Linked DNA regions of Mus musculus: region 2 is linked to region 1. Evidence: chromatin loops called from intact Hi-C (ENCODE). Cell type or tissue: left cerebral cortex. All regions are shown on one strand.

What was found. A loop is a pair of places that touch in the nucleus more often than their neighbours do. Peaks named below come from ENCODE experiments on the same cell type or tissue, not always from the same donor. Only the 100,000 strongest peaks of a DNase experiment are listed, where the experiment ranks them.
Region 2: it touches region 1 in a loop (4-fold over the local background); 2 of 42 quality-filtered maps call a loop at or near these places.

The regions. Positions count from the first base shown.
Region 1 is chr2:153,835,185-153,843,184 of GRCm38, reverse strand. Efcab8 (EF-hand calcium binding domain 8) reads right to left here. Exons shown (of 29, transcript NM_001370916.1): 25 at 4,151-4,319; 26 at 1,935-2,067; 27 at 99-294; 28 at 1-29. Among named protein-coding and RNA genes, the nearest start is that of Sun5, 32 kb to the left of the region's middle. In left cerebral cortex, a CTCF peak has its summit at 4,318 (motif pointing right); no DNase peak of the experiment used is centred here.
Region 2 is chr2:153,712,828-153,720,827 of GRCm38, reverse strand. It overlaps the pseudogene Dnmt3b-ps1. Among named protein-coding and RNA genes, the nearest start is that of Mapre1, 24 kb to the left of the region's middle. In left cerebral cortex, no CTCF peak of the experiment used is centred here; a DNase peak (open chromatin) is centred at 7,387; H3K27ac peaks cover 492 bases.

The DNA.
Region 1 (8,000 bases):
TTGTATGCTGCCCCCACAATTTTGCTTGCCTGCAGGAGTCACAAGGTAAGAAGAATGGCCAGAAGCCAGGTCCTCCTTCCTCCCCACACTGTCCCCACCTGCTTGTCCTTGGTCCATCGAGTCCAGCTCTCCTCGATGTCTTCAACAGAAGGCGATTTGGTCCATGGAGATGTGAGGGACATCTGCTGCAGCTTGGACCATGCCTCAGTTTCTTTCTCAGCTCTCCCACGCAGAAAGGCTAACAGCACTGCCTGCTCTCGCCGCTGGTACACCAGGGCTTCAGCCAATTCCTTGCTGTGAAAAGCTTCCTTTAAACATACACCTCCCATTTCACTACCATCTGCCCGCCCCACCCCCACCCCCACCCCCACCCCCATCCCCCACTCCTGCAGAGGGCCTTCCCTTTCTGGGTCTGGCCTTCTCCAACCTTTCCTGCCCTGTACCCCCCCGCACCCCCCCCCCCGCCCCCAGGCCCCAGGACTGAGCAAGCACTGTGTAACATGAGCAAGGCCCAGATGGACTGGCCCAAGATTTTCTGTGTTTTCTTCCATTTGAGTTCACCTAGAGACCTGGCAGGATATTTAAACACCCGCAACCCAGAGAAGCTCTGCCTCACCTTGTTCTCTAATCTCCCACAACAAGTCTGTCTCTCCCAAGAGAAGCACACCTTGATGAAACCACAGGAGCCATAAAGATGCCATGAGTACCTGGAAAACCCCTACTCGAATATCAAAATCAACTCCGCAATATCACCTAGGAAGGCTTCCTCATTTAATCCAGTCAGGTGGACAACCTCTAGACAACCGCTTTTCCCAACAATTATCAGACAAACCTCAGCTATGAATTTACATACCTATCTCCCCTTGTGGCTTCTCTCAGGCTAGACCTATGTGTGATGGTATCAGATGTAACCAAAGGCCTTGTCATGAGAGGCACTGAGCCACAACTCCACCCATAAATAAATGAAAGAGAGAGGGAAAACATAACTGAGGCAGGGTCCCTCTGTTGTAGCTCTGGCTGTCTTGGAACTCTGTAGACCAAGCTGGCCTTGAACTTACAGAGATCAGCCTGCCTCTGCCTCCTGACTGCTGGAATTAAAGTTGTGCAAAATCATGCCCAGGAATTTAAAAAAAAAAAAAAAAAAAGAAAGAAAGAAAGAAAGAAAGAAAGAAAGAAAGAAAGAAAGAAAGAAACAAAAAAGAAAAAGTGAAGAGACTGAAATCATTTGAAATTTGAGTAAGAATGTAGTGGGTGGTGGGAAGGAAACCAGAGGAGAAGCAATATCTGGAGGAACACTCTCTCCCCCCTATATCACACAGATGTCTGTTCAGGACCTTCATAGGCCTGGGTGGCCCCCTGTCATGTGGTAATGACCTCTACAGTTGCCATTCTGCAGGGCTCCTTCTGGGCTGCTCTTCTTTGTTGGCTCCGCCCCACAGTTACCTGGCAATAGCCAAGTGTGCCTGATGCACTATAAAAGGGGCTGCTTGCCCCTTCTCACTCTCTTGCTCTCTTCTCTTCTCTTGCTCTTGCTCCCTTATCCTCTTCCCCCTCTCCCCATTCCCCTCCCCACTCTCTCTCCACAGGGTCATTGCTGCCCCACCCCCGCCTTTCTCTGTCTCTACTCCCTCAGCTCCCCTCCCCATGCCCTGAATAAATTCTATTCTATACTATACTGTGTGGTTGGTACCTCAGGGGGAAGGGATGCCTCAGCATGGGCCTGCAGAGGCACACCCCCTTCCCGCACACCATACCGTACCTCCACCAAACATATTCCTGGCCTTTCCTTTCTTGTTATAAAACACAACATTCCTGACTGCTTGGTTTGGGCACTGAGATGGCTGAATGGGGCCACACGTTGCCTTCGGACCCTAAGCTTCTCATGCCATGCCAGGCTGGGGCCAGGGAGCCCCAGGTTGGCTCCAGGAACTCACTCCATCTCTAGGAAGGAGTGCTTCAGGGTGGCACCGGTTGTAGCAGGCTTCTTCTCCAAACTTGCCCCCTGCTCCAGTTCATCCACCATCGCAGCCTCTTGCAGTCTCTTCCAGAGATTCAGGCCAAATGTTCCTGTCATGAGACCAGACCCTGTTCAGAACCAGGACTCTGAACCCCACTGCCCTGCCCCTCCACCCCACCCACTCAGCTGAACGCTGAGTGCCTGCCTCATGCCAGGTATCATACCGGCAACGCCAAATCTCTAGACTCGCCAGACTCCAGTCCTAGGAAATACCTGGAGCTCAGGCCTAGAGGGTCCTGGGCCACGTGTAGGCTGACATGGGAAGAACCCTAGTGGCCCTCACTCAGTCAGATTCCCAGCAGCTTATGTGAGAAATGACAAGGGCATAAAATGGCTGGGACCTGTCTAGGTGAGATCTGGGGTAGAGCAGGAGAGAGAGAAGTCAGATATTATCCTGACATGGATGACCTGAACTCAGTCCCCAAACTGACGTGATAGAGAAAGAACTAACTTCTGTGAATTCTGATCACCACGTGTGTGCAGTGGCACAGGGGTGTTATGCCGTGCGTGTGTGTGTGTGTGTGTGTGTGTGTGTGTGTGTGTGTGTGTGTGTGAACCCACCCCTCCCTAACACAACAAATAGATAGATAGATAGATAGATAGATAGATAGATAGATAGATAGATAGATAAAAGACAGACCATTCTCCTGATGTGGAATTGTGAAGTTAAGAAACAGAAAAGATACAGGTTGTAAAATCCCATTTTGGAGACATTACCGAAGAGCTATAGCAGCAAATATTGTTAGCATTTTGTCTAGGCTCTAGCCCACAGTTACCTGGCAGCAGCCAAGTGTGCCTGACTCACCATAAAAGGGGCTGCTTGCCCCCTCTGCTCTCTCTTGCCTTCTTGCTCCCACTCCGTCCTCTCATCCCTTCCCCCCTCTCTCCATTCCCCTTTCCCTTTCTCTCTCTACATGCTCGTGGCCGGACTCTACTTTTCCTCTCCCCCCGCCCCCCCCCCCCCGCGCGCGCCTTTCTCTGTCTACTACCCTCTCAACTCCCCTTCCCATGCCCTGAATAAAGTCTATACTATACTATCCTGTGGCTGTTCCCTCAGGGGGAAGGGATGCCTCAGCATGGGCCAGCAGGGCACCCCCTTACCCCACACCTGACTACACCTCCACCAAACATATTCCTTCTCTTTTTATAAAACACAACAAATACAAAAGCAACTAGAAATGACAGAGAAGTCTGCAGGGAACACTGGTCTGGACATCACTCTCTTCTCCGGGAGTTCCTGGTCTGTGCCTAAGCTTCCATAGCCAAGCTTGGCCTGGATGCCAGGATGCAGCTGTGGGACCAGCTGAGCTCTTGCCAGCCCCGCAGCTGGCAGGACTGAGTCTCCATCCAAAATGTGCAAAATCCTGTGAGGAGCTCAGTGAGCACTCAGGATTATAGGCCTGGGCTGGACTGAGATCGAGAGAGAGAGAGAGAGAGAGAGAGAGAGAGAGAGAGACTCCCAAGAAGCAGCCCAGCCAAGTCTGCTTTGACATACCCAAAGATAAGGTAAGCCAGATCTGCCTAAGTCCACTCTCCAGCCCCTCCAGCTCAGACGCAGCCAGAGGAGGTGAGAAAGGAGCAATGCCACCTTCCAGCTTCACGGATCAATTACAGGACATCCTCATCACAACATCCAGGAAAACCTTGTCATTGTCATGTTGCATTTTTTAAATGTTTATTGGTAAACTGACGTTTATTTTGAGCTCACTGGGAAGCCTGCTCTGGAAGCAGGGTGACCCACAGGGTCTCTCTGTGTAGCCCCGGGTGTCCTAGAACTGACTGTGTAGACCAGGTCAGCCTCCAAGTCAGAGACCAGCCTGCATCTGCCTCCCAAGTGCTGGGATTAAAGGTGCTCCACCACCTGGCTTATGCTTATTTCTTAAGAGAAATGAGCAGACTCTACCAGATATACAATTTTCTAAAGCTCACCAGCACAAGCCAAGCCGGGTGGATGTGTAAATGTATGTGAGGATGGTTGATGGCTACTTGGATACAACCGGACAGATTGGCATCTTGCAAGATTCTCTGAGCAGCTGGGAGACCCTTCTCCCCACAGGGCATCGGGGTAATAATGCTAGGTGTGTTCTGTTAGGGACGGAGACAGAAAAGGCCATGCTTCAGCAGCACCCATACCTATGGCATCACCAGAGAGTCTCCAAGCCTTGACATCCCGGTCCTGGCCCGCACTGACCACCAGCTGGAAGGAGTTCACATACAGGATGTCTGTCACGCTGTCCAGGTGGCTGTTCCAGGTAATCAGAAGTGGTGGGGGAACCAGAGAAAAGGTCTGTCCTTCCACAACCTGTAGGGGGCAGTAAGGAGTGACTTACATCACTCTCCCTCGCAAACGCCTTAGCATGGAGGTTCTCAGCCTGTGGGTCGAGACACCTTTGGGGGTCACCTCTCAGATATCCTGTATATCAGATACTTACATTATGGTTCAGAACAGTAGTAAAATCACATGCATGAAGTAGCAATGAAATAATGTGGTGCTTGGGGATCACCGCAACATGAAGAACTGGATCAAAGGGGTGCAGCATTGGGAAGCTTGAGAACCAGTGCCTAAGCTTAGCAGGTACCCAGGACCCAGAGCAGCAGAGTCCAAAGAAGGGCACCCGGACACCAACCAATGAACCAGCTCTGGACACTTCACATTAGCCTGCCGGCGCTGACGTGTGAGCTGAGAGCCTGTGCATTCATTGACCATCTCGTTGGAACCTCCCAACCTTATAGGCCACAGAGCATGTCCACCACTTTACTGAGAAGGAAGAATCAGAGATATTCAGAAATCAGCCTGAAGTCACAGAGCTAAAAAGTAATGGACCAGGATGTGAGCCCGCATGTCTTCTAATTCCCTTCACCCAAGCATTCAAAGAACAGACTGCATGGGGTGTCTGGGGACACAGCTGACATCACACTGGGAAAGGTGTTACACTGTGAGAGAAAAGGACTCTATGTAACTGAGAAGTGATCAGGACCGTGTGTGTGTGTGTGTGTGTGTGTGTGTGTGCATGTATGCATGTATGTGGTGTACATATGTATCAGCATGTTTACCTGTGTTTGGCCCATGTGTATGCAAGTGCACATGTGTGTAGATGGCACAGGTAGAGGCCTGAAGTGGACCTCTGGCGTCCTTGATCTCTCACGATCTCTTGCTGAACCCGGAGTTTGCCAATCTCAGCTGATCTAGCTAACAAGCTCACCCCAGGGACCCCCAGTCTCTGGCCTATGCAGTGCCTGTCCAGCTGTCAGATGGGTTCAAGGGGTTCAAAATCCAGTCCTCGAATTTGTGCAGCAAGTATTGTATCCATTGAGCCATCTCCACAGCCCCAACCGTTTTAAGATAAAACAAGACCAAGGAATGGACATTTCTTCAGCTATAAACAGGAATGGTAAGCCAGACTAATGCAAACTATGGCCCAACAACAGAGGACTGCAGAGAACTCAGAATCCATCCTAAGCATATGCAAAACCCTGGAATATAAGCGTGGTTCAAAAACAGGGCCAGACAAAGAAGGGCTGTCGAAAGAAAACTGACCACTGTCCCATCTAAAACTAAAATCAATTGGGTTTTCGGTTTTCATGAAAGTTCTCATGAAGCCTCCACTGGCATCAAACCTGTCTCCTGGGAGACTCTCGGGAGAGTTTGCAGAACTGTTGTTTGCATTTCCGCTACCCAGGGAAATTCACCCAAAAAGGCACTTGTGCCTAGCGTTCCCTCAGTGAAGCGTTCGTCCCTACCTCCACCCCTTACCTGCTTTATTCACATATCCCGAGTCTCCAGAGTTTCTATCTCTTATCGAGTTGGCATACCTTGAGGGGTTCATGTCTTCCTTAGATTTTATTCATTTTCTTTTTTTAGAGTAAAAAAAAAATTATACCCAGTTGGTGTTGGCACACACCTTTCATCCCACCACTCAGGAGGCAGAGGTGGGCAGATCTCTGAGTTCGAGGCCAGCCTGGACTAAAGAGTGAGCTTCAGGACTGCCAGGGCTACACAGAGAAACCCTGTCTCAAAAAGAAGACAAAAACAAAAACAAACAAAAAATTATAAACTGTTTTTAATGTCAATAATAAGCAACAACTCAAATAAACACATGTGATTCCATGTGGTGGCACTAGAAAGTAAACTGTCATCTGACTAGAAAGTCTGACTGTGATTTGCTGTCCCTGAGATGGGAGCATGGTATGCCACACATAGTCTATAGCTCACTAACAAAATAAAGGCTAAAGCCATCCGAGACTCTAGTACATCTAGGAAAATCTCTTGAGAAAGCCCAGTGCCCTTCCAATGATAAGAACTCTCACCAGCTTAGGCATGCTTAGGAGTGGGGAAGGCTCACTCAGCAGGACAGCACCAGCGCCAGCAAACCCTCAGCTAATGTGAGACTCAGCACCATAAAAGCTCTTCCTCTCAGATCAGGCATAAGGCAGGGATACCGCTCCCATTCCTACTCCACATGGTCCTAACCTGAGCAAGCAGGCAAAGGGGAGAAAGACAAGGTACTCGAATAAAAAGAATAGGTAAGCCAGGCAGTGGTGGCGCACACCTTTAATCCCAGCACTCGGGAGGCAGAGGCAGGCAGACTTCTGAGTTCAAGGCCAGCCTGGTCTACAGAGTGAGTTCCAGGACAGCCAGGACTACACAGAGAAACCCTGTCTCGAAATAAAATAAAATAAAATAAAATAAAATAAAATAAAATAAAATAAAATAAAATAAAATAAAATAAAATAAAATAAAATAAATAGGTAAATGCACTGTCAGCTGATTCGATGGTCTGATACACAGAAACCCTAAAAACACCACTCAAAAATGGAGATGGTAAAGAAATTTGGTAAAGATACAGAACACAAAAACCAAGGCCAGTCTAAGCACTCTGTTACAGCAATCAGAGCAGAGCCAGACATGGTGGTGGAAGCCTGCTATCCCAGCCCTCACAAATGGAAGTAGGAGGACCAGGAGTTCGAAGGACAGCTTTAACTGCATTGCAAGTTCAAGAATGCCCTGGGTTATGTGAGACCCTGTCTCAAAAACAGTAAAGAAGGAAAGAAGGAAGAAAGAGGGGAGGAGGGAGGAGAAAATCAACATGCAAAATTCAGTAATATGATATAGGTACATACAGCTCAGTATTGCAATACTTGCCTAGCATATAAAAGCCCTGCATTCAACTCAGACAGACAGACAGACAGGCAGACAGGCAGACACAGGAAGAGCAAGCGTTGGTGAAATGCAGAGAAAAGTGAACATTCACACAGTCTGAGTAGACATTAAATCTGCACACCCACTATGAGCATAATACAAACATTTCTCAATGAGACCGCCACACCATCCAGCAGCCGTATTCCTGCAACACAGCCAGTGGAACTGAAATCAGACTGCAGAACGTCTCTCCTTCCCTGTGACCATAGTGTTACAATAGCAAGATAGGGCGCCAGACAAACTACACACTAACAGACTGATGGATAAGGAATGGATGTGTGAATACATGGACTCCTACTCATTCTTCCAAAAAGAAGAGAAAAGAAGAGAAGAGAAGAGAAGAGAAGAGAAGAGAAGAGAAGAGAAGAGAAGAGAAGAGAAGAGAAGAGAAGAGACGAGACGAGACGAGACGAGACGAGAAGAGAAGAGAAGAGAAGAGAAGAGAAGAGAAGAGAAGAGAAGAGACGAGACGAGACGAGACGAGACGAGAAGAGAAGAGAAGAGAAGAGAAGAGAAGAGAAGAGAAGAGAAGAGCTGTTATTTGTCATAAAAGGTAAATTCCATATAACCTCATGTATTTATTAGAATGGCAGGGGTATTAGTAAAAGGATTCTATGTGTGTGGAATCTTTAAGAATGTATATATGTATGCATGTATATGTATACTGCTACATATACACATAAATGCATTAATGCATGCCATGAAGACAGAAGGAGGATTTGGGGGTAAAAGGAGACCAGCGATTGGGGTCAGGGAGAGGAAGGGAGAGTCGTGGGAGCAGTA
Region 2 (8,000 bases), 120 kb after region 1:
TAAAAATCTACCTACTATAGGGTTTGATATACATCAACTGGTGGATAATTAACTTCTCTGTGACTCCTAAAGCTACCATTTTCAGAAGAAAGAGGAAACAGGAAACAAGGAACTGTCTGGAGTAGATGTTGGTGTCATTACTTGCACAGACAGGGTTAGGATAGAAATAAATGTCTCCAATGCATTCAAAATATGCTATATTCTTCATCCTCAGATCTAGCCACAAGTCAGGAAATCATTCCCACCTGTCAGCACTCTTATAGTGGCCTTCAATGCCAACATGGACTATCTGGCCCAAGCAGTCCTGACACTCAGGCCACTCACCTCCAGGAATCGTGAGATGTCCCTCTTGTCACCGACCTCCATAGCTACCACATTCTCAAACATCCAGAAGAAGGGGCGGTCATCCTCCTCCTCAGGGCATGAGTAATTTAGCAATCGGTAAAACTCAAAGAAGAGCCGGCCAGTACCCTCTGCATCCATAAGAGAACATCAGAGAACAGGGTTTGATCGAAAGCTTCCCTGTACGTACACATTCCCTGAGACCAAGAGAATCCAACTATAGCCCATCAGTAAAGCCAACTCATTTCAACCCTTACAGCCCCTGGAGTGACCAGGCAAGAACACAGGGAGCAGCAGAGCATTGTTCGCTGCCATCTTCCTGAGGCCTAAGGATTTGCAAAGGACTGAGTTGCTACAAAAGAATAAACAGAAGCAGACAGCTTCTTCTCTGGCCACCACAGCACTCAGATGTGGTAAGATCTGTGGGAGCCAAAGCAGATGGCTGCTCACCAAACAGGCCTTTCCTGACAGGATTCACACAGGAAAGATCATTGCAGGGGCTTCCACCAATCACCAGGTCGAACGGGCCCCACTCGTCAATCTGAGGGAAAAACACAAAGGGCTGGGATAAGCCTAAGGAGGGAGGGAATGGAAGCCTTCATTCTGGGGTCCACAAGGTGTCTTGGAGGGTTCAGGTACTTGCCATGCAAGCCTGGCTACCCCAGTGTGATCCCCCAAAGCTCTGTAAATATGGAAGGAGCAGACTGAATCCACAAGTGGTCTTTCATCTCCACACATGTGCCATAGTACTGGCAGCCACAGCTATGTGTGTGTATACATGTGCATGCACACATATCACACTAATAACAGTAACAACAACAACAACAATAATAATAATTCGCTTTAATGTAAAAGAAATAAAGCTTAGATTCTTAGTGAAGTGGCTAAGAAAACTCAATTCTAGAAATTTCCTTAGTCAGCAACTCCAGGTACAGTCCATAAAACCTGAATGCTCACATGTTCCACTAAAAGAAATTAGCGCTGAATTGTTCCGACTTCGCTGCTTTTTACCAAATGTCTCTGGTTCCCTTCTACCCACAACTCTGGGCATGAGGGAAAGAGATAGCATGCTGTGAAACCAAAGTCCATGGAAGAATGAGAAAGAGATGAACCCCAGGAGAAAGGCCACCCTCACATGTTCCTTTGTAATGTTCCTGATGTCATCCACATATTTGATTTGGCCTTCATGCTTAACGGTTCCCACAGCGATGGACTCTGCACAGACTTCGGAGGCAATGTACTTTTCCACTTTAATACCCAACTCCTTGAGCACCAAGTACCCTGTGAAGGATCAAAGAGAAATGTGAGGCCAAGTGTGGGGCCATCATCCCCACGGTGTCCTCCTGCAGCACAATGAGGACCCTCAGTCCATCCCTGTCACCTGAGAGGATCTGTGTCAACCCCAGGGGACCTCAGGCCCCATTGACTGTCTCATTCCAAGTATGGGAAATCTCACAAAGTGGAAAGGAATCAGGAGTGAGGAAAGTATTTGTTGCCTAATTGACTGTAAATGTATCTATGTAAATGTAGAAGGAAACATGTAAGAAGAAGTGTTAAAATGCAAGAGCTAAGACGTATGAACTTCCAAAGAGGGATGAAGAGCATCATGAGCCACAGCAGACCTGAGAGTGTGGTTCGTGTTGACTGATTCCTGCAGCTATACAAAATAAAGAAGATAGAGAGGGCCAGGACTGAAGAGCACAGCCTGCTGGAGAGGAGAGCACTACCTGATAGGGAGCACTGCCTGATAGGGAGCACTGCCTGCTGGGGAGCACTGCATGCTGGAGAGCACTGCATGCTGGAGAGCACTGTCTGGCCAGCAAACTCTCAGATGCTTGAAGGAAAACAAGATGCATGTCCCTTTAGAAATGGCCAGTGGACCCAGGCAGGGAACATGGCAGGAAAAGGAACTTGCCACCAAGCCTGACACGTGGGTGACATACACGGAACAGATGTTGTCTCTGATCCCCACGTGTCTATGGGGCAAACACAGTCTTATACAGTCACACACATACATAAGCCCAAGAGTAGCATGAGAAGGCAGAGGCCATGGACACAACAGCACAAACAGGCACACATGACACCTCTGCTATGAATGTTCTCAATGGCTACATAGGAGACACCTTCATCTGCCTAGATGTTTCGTTCATTCATTGTCCCAACAGAGCATCAAACTCACCTGTTGCAATTCCATCAAACAGAGACAGGACTCTAATGGGCCTCCTTTTGGCTGCAGGAATCGCTGGGTACAACTTGGGCGGCTCCTGCTAGATAGGAAAGAGAGAGAGAGAGATATCCAGAGTATCCATCCATCCTCCAGAGCCCAGAGGCTATGATGGGAACTGGTGAGAACGTGTTTGACACAGGCTGGCCATTCTGTCCTTAGACAGGAGGCACAGCTGCCTCCTACAGACACACAGACAGATAAGGAGTTTGACTGGTAACTGCCAAGGCCTCTAAGAACAGAAGATAAACTCCTACAGTGTGGGAGCAGCTGGTCCCAGGCAGTTCTGATGTTTGTTTCTTGTTCCCTCATCAGAAGGGGCTTGAATTGTCTGCTAGGTGTCAGTCAACTGGCAAGGGCTCCAAGCCTGATGGGAACTGGGTCTGTGAGGTTGAAATGGTTTGCACATGGGGTCTTGCTGCACATTCCAGATGGACTCAACCCAGGTTGCCTTTCAGCTCAACACACAGCTCATGGTTCAGCTTTCTGTGCTCTGATTTCAACCTTTCTTACTATGCCTGTTGCTGTATCTCATACAGTATCTCACTATGGAGCCTTGAATGGCCAGGAACTCACTATGTAGACCAGGCTATCCTTGAGCTCAGAGACAGGCCTGCCCCTGCTTCCTAGGGTCTCAGATTAAAGGCTTAACTCTTGCTTTTACATATACACAGGATTTCACAGGATTCCAGATTCCTGGGGACTATAATTGAATGGGTCACTTACAAATTCTTCCAGGTCAGGATCAGTAGTGAAGAAGTCTTGCAGGCGCATGTTCCAATCTTTCCTGCGTCGGAGGACCCCATGGCAGCGCTGAGGGAGGCACATATAGCAGCTCCAGGGTTCCTGCAGCTTGACATCCTCAGCTGTGCCTGCACCCACCAGCACCTCCAGACACTCCACACAGAAGCATCTGTATCGAGTATCCAGAGAGAATCGGCATCAAGGTTACCAGGCGATCGTCCTGCAGACCAAGTTCCCTGGGGGACGACCACCTCCTGCCTCCTAGTGTTTTTCAGCTACAGGGTAAGAAACCACTTCTTGGATATGGATCATCCAATCTCCTCCAAATCCAGACCCTTCCAACCAAAGGCACACAGGTCTGACTTCATGGGCACACCTGACCTGAGCCCAGCATTCAGTGCATCAATTCAGTACACACTTGTGAGCAACGGATTCCACAATGGATTCCACTGGGTGCTCATTTTCTGTTTGGGTTTAGCTGACTACAGGCTGCTGGTTCTGCGGGGTTCAACCCAGCACCAGAGACCCACTTGTTCAGTCTGCACCAAGGGTCACTCACCTGCAGCAGCTTGTGTTACTGCACAGCAGCAGTTCACGGCCCTCACAGCACACGGTGCAGTAGGACTGATAGCCGTCCTCGTCATACATGTAGAAGAGCTCTAGGAAGCGGTCCTGGCCACCAGAGAGAGGCAGGTGAGACTACAGCCCTGATCTCAGCCATGCCTGGCTAGCAAGCCCCTGGGGCCCTAGCTGGTGGCCTGGTATGCTCTTCAGAGACAGTACATGTGACCTGAGTGTCGTGTGGAGGGCCTTCTCTGCTATAGCACCTGTCCCTCAATCAGGAAGGGTGTGGGGGGTGCCCTAGGGAAGGAAGCTGTTCACTAGTGCCTGGAGCAGGGACTGTGCTGGGAGCCTGGATGGGGATGGATGTGGCATGGGAGGGAGAAGACTTACCCGGCAACTCTGACAGAGCCCACCCTCAAAGAGGGGGTGGAAGGACACAGGGTCCTTCCTACCGCACGACAAACAGTGGTCTGAAAGAAAGAGAGGTGCCAGAGGTTATGTAAACCAAGGGCCTAATATCAGCTGCCCAAGCCTTAGTCCTGACAGTTTTGAGCATTTCTTCTTGCCAGCTGTACCCTGAGAATTTTGTGCCATGTCCTGTGTTGATTGCTTTTACCAGCCTCTCAGAAGAGACTGGGCGTGTTCAGGGTGGGTGCTTAGAACCAATAATGCTATAAGTGCCATCTTCACTTCATTGTCTGGGAAAGACCAGCTCAAATGAACAAGAAGCAACACAAGGGAGGCAAAGGGCTGGCCAAGCAGAAAGATAGAAGGCCAAATAGTGTTCTGGGTCTTTCACAAGTGTTCAATTCCAGACACTGGGGCCCTAGTAGTGAGTCTGATTGGCTTGGTGATAGATACCAAGGCTGCCTGCAACCACAACTGGTAAACATAGCATGTGATTACAATCCCAGTAATCTCAATAAAAAACTAGTTTAGAGCCTTGGCTCTAAACTGACCACCATTCAAGAGGACAAAACCATTACATGACCAATACTGCCCCACTACAAGGAACAAATGGTGGATCACTCTTGGGGTACATAGATGACTGTGGGTTGAAAGTCTCTAAATTGTCAGTACTGCTCTAAACTGCAGCTTGCACAGGGTGCCCATAGTACCCTGGGTCCAGGTTTGTTTTCTGACCCAATAAGGAGTAACTATTTGATAAATATTTGAAGATTAAGACACGTTGGGCCAAGAATGTAAATGAAGAGCCCACCGTATATTCAAACTCCACTAGGTCTGTTCATGTCAGATTTCTGAATTCTAGTGCAGTACCCAGTAGGGGAAAGGAGATCAGAATTAGCTCGAGGAGGACCCAATGGCTCCATTTAACCTAAAAGCTAGATGTGCTTATTACATGGAAAAAGTTCAAGGTACCATTGATCTGAGTTCCCAGGTACTGACTAAAGTACCACAGCTTCCATTCTTCCCGAACTCCAGTCACCCAGGTAAGCAACCTCATCAGACTCAGTTAAAAATGGAAGCAAACCATACATACCACTTTATTCAATAAATAAATAAATAGACATATAGCAACAAATATGAAGGAGCAGAAATGGTCCTGACCGAGATCAATGCCCAGGCCTCTGGATTAAACCCATGCAGAAGGACAAAGCCAGGGTAAGGCAGGCCCGGGGCAGCCCCAAAAGGAGGGATGGGAGACAACAGTACCTTCCAGATTGCCCTTGTTGTTGGTGACATCAGAAGCCATCTGTTCTGTTGAGGAAAGGGGGACAGGTGTGAGATGAGGTGGGGAAGTCTCTCCTGGCCCTCAGCCTTGCTCCCCTGTACCCCACAGTGCAGTGGTCCTGAGGGCCTGCTGCTCCCAGTTCTGCACCATGCATCCCCAGACCTTCCAGCATCTCCCCCACATCACCTCGGCTCTCCTCATCCTCCCCTCGGTCCTTCCCGCCATAGCTATTTGTCTTGAGGCGCTTGGGTGGGGAGGACTCAGAAGCAGCAGGGTCATTGGTTGTGCGTCTTCGACTTTTGTTCTCTGAAAGGGAAGCAGACGGGATTTGTCTGAAGGGTCTAAGAGACAAAGCAGGACAAGGCCATGTGTTGCCTGGGATCCAGCTGCATCTACAGCAGGGGACCATGATGGGCATAGAGAATCCCAGATGGGAGCCCAGAGCAGAAGCCAATTCAAAGCTCCTCTCACCCAGGAAGCAGGCCATCCTCTCATGTTTATAGGTTTACACATCTGAATCTGTAAGGAAATCAGTCCTGAGAACCAGCTCATTACTGTGACATACAGTGATGTCTGCCAATGGCCAACAGGAGCATGGAACTACTAAGTATTTGAAATGCCAGCAGGAACAGGATCTCACTCACACAGAAAGTCAGGTTTAAATTGTCAAGTGATGCTACTGACTTGGTTAATTTGGACTGGCTTGAACCCTGGAATCTATTTAGCCAATTTATGAAGTTAATTAATAAGTATTCCTTAATCAATTTCTGTTTAGCTTTTACCTAATGGCATAATTTTTTGAATAGTACTAACAGAGAAGTGAACTAACTAAATATATGTAGGCTAAAAGTGAAAATGCTAAGTTTTAAAAATATTAGGTCAAAATTTATGATTAACATTAATTTCACCTGATTCTCTACAATGAAACTACTAGAAACTAATTCAAACACATTCTGTGGCTCTCATGCAATAATGTTTATTTATATTTTTATTGGATCGGTTGAATCATAGTGGACATGGTTGAATCTGACTCACACACTGGGAAAGAAAATTAGATACCCATCAAAAGCCATGAGGAAGCCTGATGCGGTGACATATGCTAAGAAATCCAGCACATGGCCAAACAGGCATACATAGTGAGACTGTTCTCTCAAAAAACAAAAGCACAAGGTATGTTTGATGATAAAGTGACATCTTCCAGTGCTTATATATACACATTAATATTAAGAGATAAGAAGGGCTGGGCAATGGTGGCACACTCCTTTAATCCCAGCACTTGGGAGGCAGAGGCAGGTGGATTTCTGAGTTCAAGGCCAGCCTGGTCTACAGAGTGAGTTCTACGATAGGGTTACACAGAGAAACCTGTCTCGAAGAAAAACAAAAACAAAAACAAACAAAAAGAGATAAGAAGAAAAATAGGTGTCCAAAGATTGTAGGAGACTGGATGTGCACCCAAGGTTTGCCTGAGGGTCATACATGGGGGGGGGGGGGGTTTGTGAATGATTCAGATCAACCAAGGAGATTTGATTCTTCTCCAATGAGCACTATAGATGTCAAGAAATGGGAAGGTAGAGCAAAGAAAGCAGAACAGTCAGAGGTGGTACGGGAATACCATGTCCCCCGGGTTCCTTCCCACCTGGTTGCTTCTTGTTGGGTTTGAGGCCCTCGATCCCAGTGGGCTTGAAGCCACCGTGGGCCCACTCCAGCATGGGCTTCAGCTGGTCCTCCAGTGACTCTCCAGGACTGCTGGGGCAGGCCTTGCCAGCTCTCACCCTGGCTTTCTGCCAAGACACAAATAAAGGCAAACTCTGTCCGTGAATGAATGGGAGCAGGCGATTGAGGTATGTGCCAGGGCAAACCCAGGGATTCCCCCTGCTGGGGCCTGCATTCCCTAAACAGTGGTGTCTTTCAGAGCTAGACAGCTGTCCTGGGCTGTGTTATGTGACAGGAGTCTGCTTTTAGGGGGACTGGTTAAGGAAACAATGGACCACAGGGGCAGGCACCAGAGATATGACCTCTTCCCTGTAGAATCACAGTGGTCAGCTCTCCCCCAAAGGAAGGTTTCAACTCAGCCTTGTTAGTTAAAAATAGGAGCCTCCAGCAGTTTTACCTTACCCTCCTGTAGCTCTTCTCAGACAACAGACTTCTCACTGCCCTTCTCTAAGAAGATGTGAATGGAGGCAAGCATTCTTCATTTTAAGGGCCATTACAATTTGCATGTCTAATTAGGCACTTGGCCAAGTGGAACAAACAGGCTGATAGGGGTTGGAGGGGATTGGTGGGGAGCCTAATGGCTCAGAGGAGATAAACTATTCACAGACAAAGGGAGGAGACCACTGACCTCAGCTCCTCCTCTAGGCCTTGAAGGATCCTGCTTAAAGAAAGAGAGCTCACCACCTCTGGATAGCGTACTCTGCAGTATTGCTGCTGCCC